2 separate regions of the Homo sapiens genome follow, and region 2 is linked to region 1. A link is an interaction called in ENCODE POLR2A ChIA-PET data of the cell type or tissue named here. Cell type or tissue: B cell. All regions are shown on one strand. Each heading gives the region's core, and the rest is flanking DNA. Links, peaks and the distances in the headings are about the cores only.

Region 1 (9,130 bases), core at 742-8,741:
GTATGTTTTTCATGCATATTTTAAGAAAATTTTCATAGGACTTTAACGTCAGGTTTCTTTTGAATACTTCCACATGCTCTACCTAACAATTTTAGTGTAAAGTTTCATTTTCCTTATCAAATTCTATGTAAGTGAGACATTGGTGTTTTAGCCAAGGTACCCTGCTTTATGGAGTATCTGTGTTCCTAGAAAATTTGTTTTGAAATATGATTTTGTAAATCAGATTGTATTGTAATATACTTGGTGACCTTTTGCTTCAAATCACCTTAAAATAAATTCATTTATATTATCTAATTCATATTTTATAAATCCTAATTTTTATATGTACTCATTTTTCTTGAATTGGGGGTAATTCTACAAACAATAAACAAGGTAAATGATTTTTTTTTGCCAGTTTGTACTAAGAGAACATGTTATTTTGTTTCGGGTGAATGTATGTATCTTAATACACTGTACTACATTAGACATCAATAGGGAGGAATGTAACGCATTTTTCTTTTGTATGGAAATCTGTTGAAACCTATCTTAAAGAGTTTTGAGCAGAAATTGAAGGATGAGCCTGAGGTTTTCTGATTAGTTGGAGAATATTGTTTTCAGTAGACAACAGTAAGAATAAAAGTGGAAAAATTGTATTTAAAATTGATGTTTTATAACTTTCAGAAGTTGATGTCTCCATTTTACACATTATACTTATAAAAGTACAGTAATCAACTCTGCTTTATAACTGTTTTGTGAAGATTATTTAAAGGTCAAGGGAGTGTAGTAGAGGCACAGAAAAACAGAATAAAATTGGAATCCTAGAGTTTATGTGCATTTAGGTTAATTTTGACTTAGTGGCTCCTGGCTCTCACCAATCTGGGTTGAGTGAAGGACCCACTGTTCATTGTGTTCCAGCAGTAGTCACTCAGACCCAGCTTGCCACGTTATCAGTCCAACTTAACTTCTGCCACGTCCCACTCCTCCTCCCTTGATAGCTTCTCTTGCTGACATCCTTTCCACCCCTTTGTGCTGCATTCCTCTGGCACTGCCAGCCTCCTGTCATGGAATGAGGGTCTGGGCCAGGAGACCTTTGGAGAAAATTCCTGGAGAGCAAGTTTTCATAGATTTTTGTCCAATTTTTTCTGTTTCCACCCTGTTACAAATATTTTAATCCAAATATGAAAAATCTTTAAATTCAGACTTCTCTTGTTTCAAATTCAGACTTCTCTTGTTTCAAATTCAGATTATTTCTGATCACCTCATAGCTAGTTCTTGAAGTTCATCTTAGCAGGAACAGAGCTAACTAAACTACTGAATGATGTAAATGAACATATAAAGGCTATGTTTACCTACTTAAGAAATTGCTTTTAGCCAGTTTAGAAATGTCTGCTTACTCTTTTGTTTTTAAATTTAAAAAATTCTTCAGAGATGGGATCTCGTTCTGTCAACCAGGCCGGAGTGCAGTGCCACCGTCACAGTTCACTGGCTACCTCAGCCTCTGGAGTAGCTGGGACTACAGGCACGCACCACAACACCTGGATAATTTTTTTAAATTTTCTTGTTAGAAACAGAGTCTCTCTATGTTGCCCTGACTGGTCTTGAACTCCTGGCCTCAAGTGATCCTCCTGCCTTGGCCTCCAAAAGTACTGTGATTACAAGTGTGAGCCACTGAGCCTGGTTGAAATGTCCACTTACTTTTAAAAATGAATTGTATTTTAAGGAAGAGTTTGCAATGCTTAAATAATTTTCATCAGTTTACTTAAAAAGTACTAAAGCCTTTTTTTTTTTTTAAGACAGAATCTCACTCTGTCACCCAGGCAGGATTGCAGTGGCATGATCTCAGCTGACTGTAACCTCTGCCTCCCAGGTTCAAGCGATATTCTCCCACTTCAGCCTCCCAAGTAGCTGGGATTACAGGCACCTGCCACCACACCCGGCTAATTTTTTGTGTGTTTTTAGTAGAGACAGGGTTTCACCATGTTGGCCAAGCTGGTCTCGAACTCCTGACCTCAGGTGATCTGCCCACCTTGGCCTCCCAAAGTGCTGGGATTACAGGCGTGAGCCACCACACCTGGCTAAAGCCTATTTTTAAAGCATAATTTATATTAGGTATTGTTAATCCTTCACGGTTCTTGTTTGGTTAATTTCAGCAGCTTAAGGAAGATCACTTGGAGCTAGAAAGGCCCATGAGGGTGATGATGGCTCAGAGGGGGCAATAGAAGCAGCTTTTAGGGAGGAGTCAAGTGCAGTAGGTAAACATGGGATGTGTCAGATATGATACCAGCCAGTGGTCCCCATAGCACAGGCAGCAAGTGTGAGGCACAGCACAGAGCACATGTACACGAGTATTTGTGTGCGTGTGTGCGCATGTGTGCGCGTGTGAAGGGGGGAGGGGGTGGTTGCTGTCAGGTGAGCAATATACCCAAATGGAGACCCCAGAAGCAGCTGATACTAATCCATCCAAGTAGGCAGCAGTGTCTGTCCATGAGAATGTTGGGCCCAGCCATTATCCAAGGATTCTAGACCAGATTCTGGAGAGATCACAGCAGAGTTTCTGCTTGACTTCACTGAGCTTCAGTGTTTGAATCTGTAAAATGGAAGCAGTAATAGTAATTACCTCAAGGGGTTATTTTGATGGCTAATTGAAAACATGTATGCGAAGCCCTTGAATACCATCTGGTACATAGTAAGTATTTAGTAAATGTTAGCTATTACTGTATTACATGAAATTGGGAAGACAGTATTTCTTTTTAAATGTCCTATAAATAACCGGGTGCAGTGGCTCATGCCTGTAATCCCAGCACTTTGGGAGGCCCAGGCAGGCGGATTGCTTGAGGTCAGGAGTTCAAGATCAGCCTGGCCAACATGGTGAAACCCTGTCCCTACTAAAATTGCAAAAATTAGCCGGGTGTGGTGGCACATGCCTGTTATCCCAGCTACTCAGGAGGCTGAGGCATGAGAATCATTTGAACCCAGGAGATGGAGGTTGCAGTGAGCTGAGATCATGCCACTGCACTCCAGCCTGGGCAACAGAGCGAGACTCTGTCTCCCAAAAATAAAAAATAAAAAATGAATGTCCTATGACTGAGGTTTATTGCTCCTCAATTGAGCTATTCCAATCAATGAAATTTTACTACATAAAGGTAGATGCCTTCTAATGGTTTTCTTCCCACAGGGATGGTGGGGTGAGATGGGGAACTGTTCAGGTAGTAGACCTGTTCATGAGGAAAAAAACTATTTAAATGCTGAGAAAAGGATGCTAGCTTTTTTGGATCCATCATCATTTTTGCCAAATTCATAGAATTTTTGGCCAGTGGTGTCAAACTTTAAAATTCATAGGAAAAAGAGATTCAGTAATTACTCTGTAATATTAGGGAGGGTGTGGAAATAAGGAATGAACGTTATGTAAAGACCATAATGCTAGTCAGAGAATGTTCCAATGGAAAACTGATGTTTCCTTCTGCCACCAGGACAAAACTTTTGTGATCTAAAGGCAAAACAATAACAAAAACAGCAACAGCAACAAAAACCAGCCTAACAGTCCCAAGTGGTCTTCACTGTCATGATTATTAAGCATTTTCTCCAAAGTCTGAACTACAGTTTGTTGAGGTTTCATTGAAAATGATACTAAAACAAATTTGCTTAAAAGTAAAATGGAGTTATTGGCATCACAAAGATCATAGTCACCTTCTTAAGAATTGCATAACCTTTAATGACTGTAAAGGATTTTTAAAGACGATCCTTGCGACTAGTTATTAATACATTTTTTTGAGGCTGTGGAAATCAGATAATTTGGGCCGGGCACATTGGCTCACGCCTGTAATCCCAGCATTTTGGGAGGCTGAGGCGGGCGGAGCACCTGAAGTTGGGAGTTCAAGACCAGCCTGACCAACATGGAGAAACCTTGTCTCTACTAAAAAAAAAAAAAAAAAAAAAAAAAAATTAGCCGGGCATGGTGGTGTATCCCTGTAATCCAAGCGACTCGGGAGGCTGAGACAGGAGAATCGCTTGAACTCGGGAGGCGGAGGTTGCAGTGAGCCAAGATCACGCCATTGCACTCCAGTCTGGGCAACAAGAGCTAAACTCCGCCTCAAAAAAAAAAAGAAATCAGATAATTTGCCCAAAGTCAACAGCCCAAAGTCAACAACTCCTGAATTTTTTGATCACATTATCTTTCAAGTTTAGTTAGAACCTGAAAGTTAACTGTCCTTCACTTAGGTAGATCATAAATAATGCACTGGTCACATTGTGTAGATATTAAGTTACACTTTGGTAGATGGATTTTTAGATATTGAAAATGATAGATTGGTACAACTGCTTTGAAAGTTTGGCAGCTTCTTATAAAGCTCAAGATAGGCTTAACGTACAATTCAGCAACTACGCATCTAGATGTTTACCCAAATGAGTTGAAAATTTATGTCTGCAGAACAACCTGCATGCGAATCTTGATAGCAGCTTTATTTATAACTGTCAAAAACTGGAAGCAACTAAGGGATCCTTCATTAGATGAATTGATAAACTGTGGTACATCCAGATAATGGAATATTATTCAGCACTAAAAAGAAATGAGCAATGAAGCCACAGAAAGACACAAAGGAACCTTAAATGCATATTGCTAAGTGAAAGAAGCCAGTCTGGAAAGGCTACATACTGTACGATTTAAACTATAGAAAAGGCAAAAGTCAAAACCATAGAGACAGTAAAAAGATCAGTGGTTGCTAGTTCAGGGAAGAGGGGACAGGATGAACAGGTGGAGCACAGTGGATTTTAAGGGCTGTGACACTATTCTGTATGATATTGTAATGGTGGATAGATAGGTGTGTCAAAACCCATACAACTGTGTAACATAAAGAGTGAACTCTTATGTAAACTATATTGACTGTTATGACTAGTTAATCCTATATCATCATTGGCTCATTAATTATAACAGATGTACCATACTTGTGCAAGATGGTTAATAACAGGGGAAACGGGGAAGAGGGAACTTTTGGCTTAGTTTTTCTATAAACCTAAAACTGCTCTAAAAAATAGTCTACTAATAAAAAAAAAAAAAGAAAATCAGGATAGATTGTAGCTTAGAAATAAAAAAACAATACTCCAAGACAAAACAAAACAAAAGCCTTGTATAATGTCTTTCATATAATATTCCCCACCTTATTTCTCTAGTTGTTTTTTAATTTTTTTTTCATTTATCTTATGTGTTATCTCATCAACCTTTAGTAACGGGCAGTTAAAAAAATAAGCAGTTTGGCAACTTCCTGTGGCATACATTTCAGATTGTGAGCAGAGATGCCCACCATGTGACTGGCAGGTGTCCCTCTCCCTAGCCACACCCTGTCCCTCTTTTCCACCTACCCTAGCATTAGTTGTCTCCTACCTTGCTTTTGACAACAGACAGGGTGAAAATGTGGGCTTGTGGCCATTGTGCTAAATGTTTTATTTCTATGTATTTTTTAATCCTTACAGCAGTTCCCATTTTGTAGATGAGGAAATGAGAGCACTGGAAGAGAGGAAATTCCTACCCTTGCAGTCTGACTCCATTCTGATCCTCTATCAGGCTAATGTGAACACACGTGACTCTCTGTCCCAGCCTGCCCCCTGTTGAGTAGGTGGGAGGGGGAGCCATTTGGAGGATTTGGTCCCAGTCCAGGTGCTATTTAAGTGAGCGGTTGATTTTAGCTGTGGTGAATACCACCACCCTACAGGCTAGTGTCTGCCATTGAGAAGTATCATCTCATCATTTTCAATCTATTAAGTGATACATTATCACATTATTATTATACATATATATTATTATATATTATCTGGAAACCATATAACTATAATTTTAGTCAACTCTTTTTTTTTTTTTTTTGAGTTGGAGTCTCGCTCTGTCACCCAGGCTGGAGTGCAGTGGGGCGATCTCGGCTCACTGCAACCTCTGCCTCCCAAGTTCAAGCGATTCTCCTGCCTCAGCCTCCCAAGTAGCTGGAGACTACAGGCGCACGCCACCACGCCTGGCTAATTTTTTCTATACTTTTAGTCAACTCTTAATTTCTAGCCTCATATTGACAAGTGATAGGGTTCAAAAGTAATATCTGTTGGCTTTGGAAATAATATTATATTTAGTATTATATTTAATGGAAGTTAGCAGATTTAGCTTCTTAATAATGTTTGGCTGGAGGCAGTATTAACCTTTGGTTGCTGTCTTGTGGCCTGCAGATGTTTGTAATGCAAGAGATAGGAATTTGGTCCCTAGGAGGGTAAAGCTAAGGTTCACTCTAAGAAAGCCACAAAGCAGACAGTCTACATGTTGAGGATTAAATGTTGATTTTACGTGGGTCATCATTTTTAAAGTCCATTTGCCTTCTTATTTTGTGATGAATATTTAAGATTTTGAAGTACATCTCCTCTTATTTGCTTTGTAGTTCTTATGAGGAAGAATTCCCATTATAGTGGGGCTGAGGAGATAACCATTATTTTTCGTTATGCTTGTTTTCTTAATATCGTAAAGCAGACAATAGCAGGATATTTAATGAAATACATCATGAATTTAATCCTAGACCAAAGCAAAGTATTTTCAAGTATTTTTCATTTTCACATAAATTATATTAAAATTCATATTTAAGTTAAAATTTTTGAGACAGTTTACTTGAAACATAGTAGCATTCTTCACTGATGTTAGAATTACTTTATAAGTTATTTTGCATTTCTTAGGAGGCAAAATAGGTTTTCAAAAGGATTAACATGTGTTAAACTTTTTGATATTTCATTAAAAAAGATAGTATTGGAAAAATGCAGTATTTTTTCATTTACTTCCAAATGTTTTGTATTAAACTTTTTTTGACCTAGTAGATGACTAGTACAAATAGAACTTTTAAAGATTAGGATATACCTGTTACTTGTAAGATGAATTTTTTTAATGCTTAATTCAAATAATAAAATATATCTGTTTTTGTATTTTCTGTAACAATATAGAAGTAGTTCTCAGATTTCTTTTTCTATAAGATGAATTTTTAGATCTTTATTTTACTTGGCAAGTCTAAAATAGTGGTGGTTCTGGGGTTGATTCATGTGTTCGTTTTTCCTACTGTTTGGCTAATTCTTGTATGTGGTTTTAATTTTTTTAATAGCAAATATATATTTCTGTATGTGAATAGTCAGCGTGTGTGTGTGTGTGTGTGTGTGTGTGTGTGTGTGTGTGTGTGTGTATTCCCCCCCCCTTACTATGGAGATCATGCATGTCAGTGCTGAGCTTGGGGAAAACAGAAAAACAAACGTGACCTTTGATCCCTTCAGAGATAACATAATCTCTTAGTCATATAAAGATAAGGTCCATCTCTTAGTCATATAGACGAGATTTATATCTTAGTCATGTATGGCTATATACATAAATATGTGCATATTGCCAGAGATTATTAAAGCATGTACATGCATACATAAATAATTTTTAAAGTGAAAAGAGAATCCTCCTATAACACCTTACAGGGTGGCTATGTTCTTTTAATGTTTCATGGGGACCTTGCTGTAATTTTAGAGCCAGCACCTGGCTCAGGTTCACCCATGACATTTTCAGCTGATCTTTCGCTTGTTTTCTAGTTGACCTTCAAACAGAAAGTTCATAGCCTCTTCTCAGCTGTTAATGTGATTTACTTCTTATGTCTGGGAAGTCAAGATTGTTGCTGAATTCATTGTTTTAAGGGGATTGAGGTCCTTGGTTTAATGCCAGGACATTCCCAGCTGACAGAAAACTAAATCCGCCAACCCTAATTTCAAAGATTACCAGGTTTGTGGCTCGTGGACATCTTAGATCCTAGGTCGAGCAACTCTTAGGCTGTTCCTGGCACACCACATACATATGGGGTTGTGTATTGATTTTAATTCAAGTATCATTTTAGCATTGATTGGCAAACACCCTAGTGGCTTTCAGTCAGTAAAATTCAGTGCAGCAGCTAACCTGCTGCTGCTCCTGCCTTAAAATCAGTATTTGAGTTAGTGGTCGTTTAACTTTGCAATTTTGACTCTGTGTTAAAATGTATACTTTTTCTTAATTTTCAAAATAGGAAGTGAGGTGTGCTCTTCAGGTTCTTGGGCTCACAGCAGGGAGGTTATGAAATATAAATGAAAGGAGACACTAGATGAGCTCCACACAAGGCAGTATCACAACTCACTCCCCCAAGAAGGAAGCACATCATCATTTCTTACACCGTGAGAAACAGCCATCTTGTCACAGGAAAATGAGATTGAAGAATTAGTCTGATTAAAAACAAATTACCAGAGTTGCTGTTCAGTTAGGTGGCCTGCAGAATATTAGCAGCTGTGGTTGGAAAGCCATCAGGAGTTTCTCTCAAGCAAGACCAAGCTGGTTTCCTTAGATCCCTGTCTTGTGTCCCAGCCTGTTTTATGCCTTCACCACCCTCACTTTAGCTTTTTCCCAGTAGGAAACAATGGCAAGGTAGAGGAAGAGTTTTTAAATTCATTCTTATTAGGAGTGAGTTTTTTTCTTTGTAGATATTAGTAATCTAAAAGTAGAAGTAGTGTAAATATTTTTTACAGCATATAATTCAATTGCACATCAGCAGTTGCGCTATCTGTATATGCAAATACTCTAAGAAATTTAATATTTTATCAAAAGCCACAACTCCAAAAATGAAATCTAATGACTTGTTTCTATGGTAACCACTATCGAAATATGTCTAGCCAGTGTGTGTCTTCCCATAATTTTTCTCTAAGAGTTTCAGGGAGTTCATTAAATTTGCTTTCCCAACATAGATAGATGATCGATCGATCGATAAGAGAGAACAGATACATTTTTCCCCCTAATGGGGTTATGAGACTATTATAAAATTCTCTTTAGCTTCGTATAGAGTATGACTTCATTCTTAGACATGAATGTATTTGGCTAAGGGACAAGCCTATTGTTTTATAAATTTAGTTTAAACCAGTAATAAAGCCAGGTTAGTAATAATTTCTAAAACGAGATTAATCTTGCTTCATAAATATTTTCTGGTATTTATATATGGAACTGTTGGATTGCACACACATTGATTTCTAGAATGACCCATGTCCTTTTAAAATTGAAATTCATTTGCTGTTCCTTTGAGACCTTGTTAGATTTCTTTATTGCTCGTCCACCGTTGTCTTTGTTATCTACCAGGGCGTTGAGTGTCTG
Region 2 (9,130 bases), core at 727-8,726, 65 kb after region 1:
TGATTTTATATAGGTACATAAATGTGATAATAGCATATACACTTTTTGGTTCCCCATTTTTAAAAAAAAAACAACAACTTTTCCTCTTTTGTCTGGATCACTCTCCTCCTCTTTTCCCTTCTCCCATTTTAACTGCACATATAGCCTTCCATTTTTCCCCTGTTTATGTAAATGTACAATTACACACACACACACACACACACACCACACAGTGGGAGTGAGGGGACTGTTATTTTGTTTTTAAAAAACAAAAACATGTTATAGAGTGTTCTCAAAGTGTTAATGCATTAAAACCACAACAACATACCACCTTACCCCAGCCAGAATGGCTATAATGAAAAAGTAAAAAAACAATAGATATTGATGTACATATAGTGAAAAGGGAACACTTACACACTACTGGTGGGAATGTAAATTGGTACACCCTCTGTGGAAAACAATATGGAGATTTCTCAAAGAACTAAAAGTAGATCTACTATTCAACCCAGCAATCCCACTACTGGGTATCTACCCAAAGAAGAAGTCACTATATAAAAAGGACACCTGCAGGTGTATGTTTATTGCAGCACAATTCACAATTGCAAAGATACGGGTTCAACCTAAGTGCCCATCAGATGATGAGTGGATAAAACATGTGAGGAATGTGTGTGTGTGTGTGTGTGTGTGTGTGTGTAATACACATAATTCCATTTCATTCTGTTTTATGGCTGAGTAGTATTCCATGGTGTGTAAATAGAATGCATTCCATTCCATTGGACTGGTGTGTATTCCACACCACACATTCCATTCACACAGTATGGAATACTACTCAGCCATGAAAAAGAATGAAATAATGTCTTTGCAGCAACTTGGATGGAACTGGAGGCCATTATTCTAAGTGCAGTAATTCAGGAATTGAAAGCTAAATACCATGTTCTCACTTATAAGCAGGTGCTAAGCTATGGGTACACAAAGGCATACAGAGTGGTGTAATGGACATTGGAGACTCAAGAGGAGGAGGTTGAGAGGTGGTTGAGGCATGAAAAGCTACCTGTTGGGTACAGTGTACACTACTTGGGTGACAGGTACACTAAAATCCCAGGATTTACCACTATACAGTTTATTCATGTAACCAAAAACACTAGTATGCCTAAAGCTATTGAAATAACATTTTTAAGTATTAGTGCAATTTTAAGTTCATAATTTTAGAGGTATAATTGCTATAAACTTAGAAACATTTAAACATTTAGCTATTTATATTTCTTTTATACTTATTTAACTTTGGAATTTTGAATAATAAATTTTACTCTTAGTTTTTTTGTGCATAATAGTTTTTATATTGATTTTAATAAGTAACATCAATATTTTAAAAAGTTAAATTTTTATTTTTCATATATTGTTTCTTGAAAGTGTATAGCATTTATACTTCTGAAATTATTAAAGTTTAAAATGCACTAAGACTTTTAGAATTCCCTGTTAAACATTCTTTTTTTATGTTTTGCTCTTCTCAGAAAACTGTGTTGAAATCTCTTCATTCAATTGATAAAGCTCTAGAACATTCTTTTTAATGGGTGCATAATATTCCAGTGGGGTAACTATTAGAATTTTTTATTCTACAATTGCCCTACTCATGGATATTTACTTTGGTCTCAGTTTTTTTGGCCATTGTCCACACTGAAATCATAAACATCTTTGTATTTGTTCTTAGATACAGTGCTATTAGTTCTATGGCATTGGTTCCCAGGAGTGGGATTGCAGGATTAAAGAGTAAATGTAATTTTAAATTTAATAGATGATACTATAAATGGCTTTAATTAATCATAATACCTTAGATTTTAGATTCATTGAAAATAACATTCACATGCATTATTTCTTTGATGCCCACAATAACCTTTGAGGTAGATAGAGTGGATATTATTCCCATTTTTCTGATGAGAAGATGGAGGCACAAGATGCTTCATAGTTTCTTATAGTTACTCAGTTAGAAAGACCTTCACTCCAGTCCAGAACTAAGCCTTATCCTCAATAAGCTCCATACAGTCTTTCTTTACCTACATTTTTTGTTTTGGTAGATCAGTTAGAAGAAAACCTTCCAAATCCATCAAGTTAAGAAAAAGAAAGGTACCTTTGGTTATGCCACCAGGAGGGGGCAGTAGTTGAAACACATTTATTTTTCTAAATATTAGCACCCCAGCCCCTTTTAGGGGTTGTATCTTTGTTTCTTTGATATTTGTAATGTCTTAATTTTAGTTTTAGGTTACTTGTTTCGTCATTAAAATCTTCATTATGACAGATGGATACATTTCATTAGTGATCAATTTCTTCCCATTTTTTTTTTAATTTATAGAAATACACACTAGAGTGTCTCCCAAGGGTTGTAATGCACATTGTTTCCTTGGTTCCCTTAAAGAACTCCTTCACATATTCGGAGTCTGACTGACTGTTCAAATGCCACTTTTGCAAACTTACTGGCAATGTGATTCGGGGCAGTTCATGTAGTGCTCAGTTTCCTCATCTGTAAAAAGGGGAGAACATACCTTCCTCCTAAGTATATTTTAACGAGTCATAAAAAATGTAAACCATTTAGCACAGCATGTATCCCAGAGCACAGGCTCAGTACCTACATGTGCATATGTGGTCCCCTGCGGAACCAGGCTAACACTGCTGATAGTAACATGTTGAGTCCAGCCATGTCTCCCAGGAACACACTGGGTGGTATGTATTTTTTAAATACTTTGCATCTGTGCCATTCTCAAAATGCCATCAAGCTCCTCTGCATTTTGTGCCCAAAGCAAGTATTGATGCAGCACAGCTCCTTAAATAAAAGTGAAATTATAGGAAGTCTCATGGCATTTCTGGGTACTTTTTTTTTGAGTGACAAGTGTTTAAACCACAGTGAATACTTTGGTTCCTGCAAGGGTTTGATTGAGAGGAACAGCAAAAAGAAATTTAGTTTCTCTTCCTCCAAGTGAACATTGTTTTCTTAGCTGTCTTTTTTGGGAGTTGGGAAGGAGTGGTTACTGAAAACTAATAGTGTGTGTAAATAGGAGCGAGGAGTACAGTTAGCGTTTACGCACTATTACTAGTAGACACGCCCCAGAAATGGGCTCAGGAGACATCTGGGAACAAACAGATTTTTTCCCTTCAAATATGTTAAGAATCTTTTTGTTTCTAGTGGGAACAGCTGTAGGATTCAGCTGTTTGTTTGTAATCTGATGTCTGAGTGAGGGATGATGTTTAAGATGTAGTATACTAATATACAGAATGTCATCTTAGGTAATAGTGAGGTGGTGAGGGAAGTGGAATGAAGCTGGGAAATTCAGTGTTAGAGCTGACATTTCATTCTCTCCGAGGTTTGTGAAAAGGCCACAGCAAACTTTGCATTTCCCCAGGAAGGAGGGCGGAGGTTCGGTTGGTATCACACCCTGCACATTATTTAAACACTAGCTTGTTGATTTTCTCTTCTGTGAAGAGCAGTTATAGAAAGCGTGTTTCTGGCTGACTTCATCCTGGTTCCCTGCTATTTTGGTCTACAGCACTTGGGAACAGGGAAAGTCCGGGTACCTGCTCTGTGCTGAGAACAAAAGTGGACATTTTCTTGACCAAAAGTGGCTTCTGGCATCCTTTTTCAGAAGCAGTTTTTCAGTGAAGGAAGAGATGTTTCAAGGCCAATATCTAGAAAGAGTACCTAGGTTTATGATTCACAGTACCTTCTTATCAGCTTTAGAGGTCCTTAAGAGTGAGGATATGACATGGGATCTGTTAAGGATGGCATTTCCCCCATGAGGAAAGTGAAGCCCAGAGAAAGCCTGCGACAGCCCAGAGTTGAGGTTAATCAGTGGCAGAACCAGAAACCCCATGTCCTAATGCCTCCTCTAGCATTCTGCATAAGCTTCACAGCCTTCAACCCAGGGTGTAAGTTGGGGGAGATTTCATACGATCCGATCCACATTTCGTGCATTACGTTTCACCAGAGGCCCAAGGAGCTAACGTAGGCAATGGTGTCAGAGACCCAAGTCCTAATCAGAATTCTACCACTTACTAACTGGAAGGTCCTGGGGATGTTAACCTCCTAAATCTCAGTTTCCTCGTTTGTAAAAGAGGTAATTATAAATAGTTCATTGAGTTGTTGTGGGAACTCACGTCATAACATTTGAAAAGCTTAGTATGGGATCTGCTGTACGGTAGGTGCTCAATAGATGATAGTTTTTTTATGGGTCAGGTGCTGTGCTACCCACTGGAAATACAAAGAAAAAATAAGATACCATCCCTGCCCTCAAGTAGTCTGCAGTGTAGTTGGGAAGACAGACATACATGTGAATAAAATAGTGTGCATTGAATGTAATGAGAGCAGCAAGGTGGTCCATAAAGCGAGCAGACTGCAGTTGTTTGAGGAGGCTTCAGAATGAAGTGTTGCACAGATTTTTGAAGATGAATAATAGTGTTAAGGCAGGCAAAGATTCTTCCTTTCAGAAGGAGAAAAGAGTACATAATGTGCTAATACCTGGACCCATGAAATAATATTTTAATATTAACATATTAAATTAACATATTAACATGGAGTTGGAATCAGTTTACAGTGCTGTGGTCTAAAGTCTCCAGCCAGAGAAGCCAGAAGGACGGCAGAAAGGAGGACAATCTAAGTGGCTTGGAGGCTACTCTGGGTGGATATGGGTCAATCCTGAAAGGTTTTTAAGCTGGGAAGTAATATGGTGATATTTGTGTTCTATAAAGATTACTCTGTGGCTACGTGAAGCATGAACTGGAGGAGGCAGGAGCAGGAGGGCTGGTAAGACATAATGAGGGCATTGCATCTGGTTTGGGCAATTGGACTCTGTCACCAAAACTGATTTGGAAGTGATGATGTTGAGCAGTTCTGACGCTTGTAGAAAAAGTGGAAGGAGGTAAGGGTAGGTGGGGATACACACACATTTTTTGGATGGGCCCCTCTTTTCTGCCCCTACATCCCTCTCCTCCGGTGTGTCGTTTCCCTGATCTACTTCAACCTGCAGATCTATCTAGCAGGCACCTCACTTGGGGATTTGTTCCCATACCAGCAAGAAGCTTATAAATTCCTCTGTTAGGCACCTTAAGCTGGTTGAGGTTGTCCAGGTGCCGTGAGGTGCCTCAGAGCTGCCCCTTCCCAGTGTGCACTTTCCACAGCTATCTCCTGTTTTTCGACCACTGAACTCTCAAACTCTCAGTATTTGCATATTCTTGTTTCCTGTAAATTTGCTCCCTCCTTCACTAATCTCTGCTCGCCCTGAGCTCCAGAATTGTCATTCCTGGAGACCTTGGTTAACATCTGAAACTCCTGCTTTGCTATGTGTTTTAAGAATGTACATGTTGGATATGTGATAAAATCAGTACAGCCACTGAAGGGGAAATGAGAACAGGGCTTGGAAGGAAGAAATTTGTTACATTCACAGGTCCCATAGAGGCGTGTCACCACATGCTACGCAGGGCCACAAGGGAAAACACCCGTGTTAGTCAGGAGGCAGAAGGCAGGAGCCAGGGGAGAGCTTGGGCCAGCCACAGCCTTTATTGGAGTTTCCAAGGGAAAGGCAAGGCAGGGCAGGGTTAACAGTTTAGAATTGCTAGTTGAAGTAGTTTGGTTAGGCTCCAAGCTTTCTGGGTGGTCCCTGCTTGCTTGGTACCTGGCTGTGGTATAGTAAAGGCAGAGAAATATTGCCTCTGAGGGCCAGATAGAGGAGGGGTGTCTCTAGATTGGTGAATTTTCTTGTCAAAGGCATGCTACCAGCCGGGCTCTTTGTTATCTCTGAGAATCGGCTAGCCTTGAAAGAGACAGTCTCTCTCTAGCCAGAAAGGTAGTTTTAAGATGTCAAAACATCTAATATGCAGAAAATACAAAATATGTAAAATACATAATGATACCTTCTATTCTTAGTCAACCTGTTTGCCTGTTTATTGATCTGAGATCTGATTTCCCAACCCCCAGCCACTCACCCCCCACCGCCCCAACACTGAGAATTTTGAAAAATTCTCTTTCAAAAGAAGGGATTAGGTTTTTTCCACCAAAAAGTTGTTTTTAATATGAGAAGTCAAGCCTTTTTGACATTTCTTATTAGTTAATATTCTTTCCTTACCAGTTAATTGTTCATTTGTTGTTTTTCTTCTGTCTTATACAGGCAGTTGTGAAAACAAAATGGTTGTATAATTTACCTTTAAAACCTACCAAGAGAGTTTCTTATGATTTCAGTGTAATAGGAAAACCATTGTATAAATGAGAACTCTCAACTTTCCTAGAATAAGGAATAAGAAAAAATAATAAATATTAATTTCAAAACTTAGATATAGAAAAAGAACTTCCTAAATGCCTGTGTTTTCCAACTTGAAGTAACATTGACTTTAAAATGCATTTCTAACAAAGTTCACTCAGGTTCATTTACTTCTTTAGATTATGAAGTATATCATACATGTGGAAGGGAATATATAACATGTAGATACACTTTAAAGGATTAAATAAAGAAAACATCCACATTTCTGCTACTCATCTGAAGAACATTATCATTGCTACTGAAACCCTTATGTACCTCTCTCCTATTGTTTTCTCCTCTCCCCAACTACTTTCCTGGATTTTGAGTTACTTACTGTCTTGTTTGTTTGCTTTTTTTTTTTTAGTTTTACTACATATGTACCACATATAATTTTACCATATATATATCCCAAAGCAATATACTATCTCATTTTAGCTTTTATGTAATAGAATCATACTGATTATTTTGTGACTTGCTCCCCACAAAACACAATGTTCTGAGTTTTATCCAGGTTGACCTGTGTAACTTTAGTTCATTCATTTTCATTGCTATAGAATATTTTATTGTGTTTATTTTACTGTAGTTTATTTAGCCATGCCACTGTCAAAGGGTCCTACATTTTATCATGTATATGGAAACCTTATTGGCTTCCTTATTAATAAAAGTAATTTGTAGATTCTTTATATCATTTACAAGTAATGATAGTTTTTTTTCCCTTTCCAACCCATAAAATGTTAATTCTTTTTTCTTGTCTTACTGAACTGGCAAGAATCTCCAATGTTAAATTAAAATAGTGATAGATAAAACTTTAACTTTTCATTTATATTATAAAGTATGGTATTTGTTATAGGGTTGCTTTGTGATATCCTTTATCCAGTTCAGGAAGTTTCTTTCTATTCTTTGTTTTAATCATGAATGATGAATGTTGTATTTTATTGAATGCTTTTTCTATATTCTTTGAGATAATCATATATTTTCTTCTTTCATCTAGTGAATAACACTGATTGATATTGAAGCAACCTTGAATTATGGAATAACCCAAATTTAGACACATTATTTTTCTTTGGAAATTATTAGATTTGAATTACTAATATTTTGTTCAGGATTTTTGCATTTATGTTCATAAATGAGACTGTCTTATGGTTAGTTTCTCCTTGAGGTTCTTTTATTTTTGGGTTTATATATTTTTGAAGATACATTATTAGGAACATATTATATCTTCCCAGGGAATTAAATATTTCTATTAATATGTGATGGCCCTTTTTATCTCTTTGCCTAAAATTAACTGTGTATGGGTTTAATTTAGCTACACCAGATTTCTGGGTTATTATTTGCCTACGCAGTTCTTCCCCCAGCCTCCTTTATTCAAAGACACAAAAGGCTTTAGATTTGTGCTTTGTAAATCACATAATTGGAATTTGTCTTTTTACTAGCTTTATTAAGGTATAATTTTCATATGATCAAACTCACATATTTTAAGTGTACAGTTTGATGAATTTTGGCAGGTGTGTATAGTCATGTAACCACTACCACAATAAAGCTATAGATATTTCCGTCACACCAGAAAGTTCCTCATGCTTTTTTGCTATCAGTTTCCTTCCCTCACGTCTGGCATTAGGAAACTACTGATCTATTTTTTATCACTATGTTATTTTGTCTTTTCCAGAAAGTCATACAAATGAAATCATACAGTAAGTAGACTTTTGTGTTTGGCTTCTTTCACTTAGTATAATGCCTTTGAGATTCATTTATGCTGTTACACATATCAGAGTTTCATTCCTTTATATTTTTTCAGTATAATTTCACTGTATGGATATACCACAGGTTTTTCGTTTGTTTGTTTTTTAGCTATTCACAAGTTGATGGATATTTGGGTCATTTCCAGTTTTTTCAACTATTGTGGATAAAGTTGCTATGAACATTCACATGCAAGTCTGTGTGGACATATGTTGTCTATTTTTTAATTCAATCAGTCATTGTCTTTTAAGTAAAATATTCAGTTGATGTATGTTGTTTAGCAGATTACACTAATTATTGATTGCACTAATGCATTTATATTCATTTTGACCATATTATTTTTTGCTATTTGTCCTGCTTTTCCTGAGCCTTATTTTTTCTTTATTGCCTTCATTTGGATTTTGCTTTTGTTTTTTTTTTTAAATATAGTTCCATGGTTTTTCTTCTACTAATTTAACAGTTGTACACACCATTCTCTTTTTTCCACGCTTACCCTAGAGATGTTGGCATCCTATGTAACTTAATAAAGTGTTACACTAAACAGTATTCATTCTTTTCTCAAACAGTTCAGTAACCTTAGAGTTCTTTAATTTGGATCATTCTTTTTCAGCCTAACATGCCATGGTTATTTGGTTTATAGTTTTATATTATTTTTTATATTACACATTATTACAATTTGTATACAGTAGCAGCTGTTTTTTATACTCTATTTAAACATAGTCATGTATTTACTATTTTCTTTTCTCACCATTTCTTCTTCTCAGATCATCGCTGTTTTCTGAAGCATGTCCTTTAGAAGTACCTTTAATGAATGTTTTTGGAAGTAAACTTTCTTATTTTTTGTTTGATTGAAAATACCTTCTATTCATGCTTTATTTATGAAAGGTAGTTTTGCTAGGTATACACTTACATATTCAGTATTATTTTCTTTCAGTGTTTTAAAGACATTTTCCCCAGATTTCCCCCAGAGCTTTTTTTATGATGGTCTTCTACAGTTTTACCAGGCTTTGTCTGGGTGGGCATTTCTTTTATTTAACATCCTTGGGATGCATTTGGCTTTCTGAATTTGATGATTACTAGTTCTGAAAAATCTCAGAAAAAAAAATTATTTTGAATGCTGCCTTTCCCACATTGTC

What was found. Peaks named below come from ENCODE experiments on the same cell type or tissue, not always from the same donor. Only the 100,000 strongest peaks of a DNase experiment are listed, where the experiment ranks them.
Region 2: POLR2A ChIA-PET joins it to region 1 with 11 read pairs; 4 of 35 experiments call an interaction of 5 or more read pairs at or near these places.

The regions. Positions count from the first base shown.
Region 1 is chr6:90,237,838-90,246,967 of GRCh38, reverse strand. All of the region lies in intron 3 of BACH2 (BACH transcriptional regulator 2), which reads left to right. Among named protein-coding and RNA genes, the nearest start is that of BACH2, 54 kb to the left of the region's middle. In B cell, for the core only: no CTCF peak of the experiment used is centred there; a DNase peak (open chromatin) is centred at 5,590; H3K27ac peaks cover 4,277 bases.
Region 2 is chr6:90,172,404-90,181,533 of GRCh38, reverse strand. The region is part of intron 4 of BACH2 (BACH transcriptional regulator 2); the gene reads left to right. Among named protein-coding and RNA genes, the nearest start is that of BACH2, 120 kb to the left of the region's middle. RefSeq lists a cis regulatory region at 7,728 and an enhancer at 7,656-7,800. In B cell, for the core only: CTCF peaks have their summits at 1,930 and 2,129 (motif pointing right); DNase peaks (open chromatin) are centred at 2,133, 2,783, 5,443, 7,803 and 2 weaker places; H3K4me3 peaks cover 2,785 bases; H3K27ac peaks cover 7,558 bases.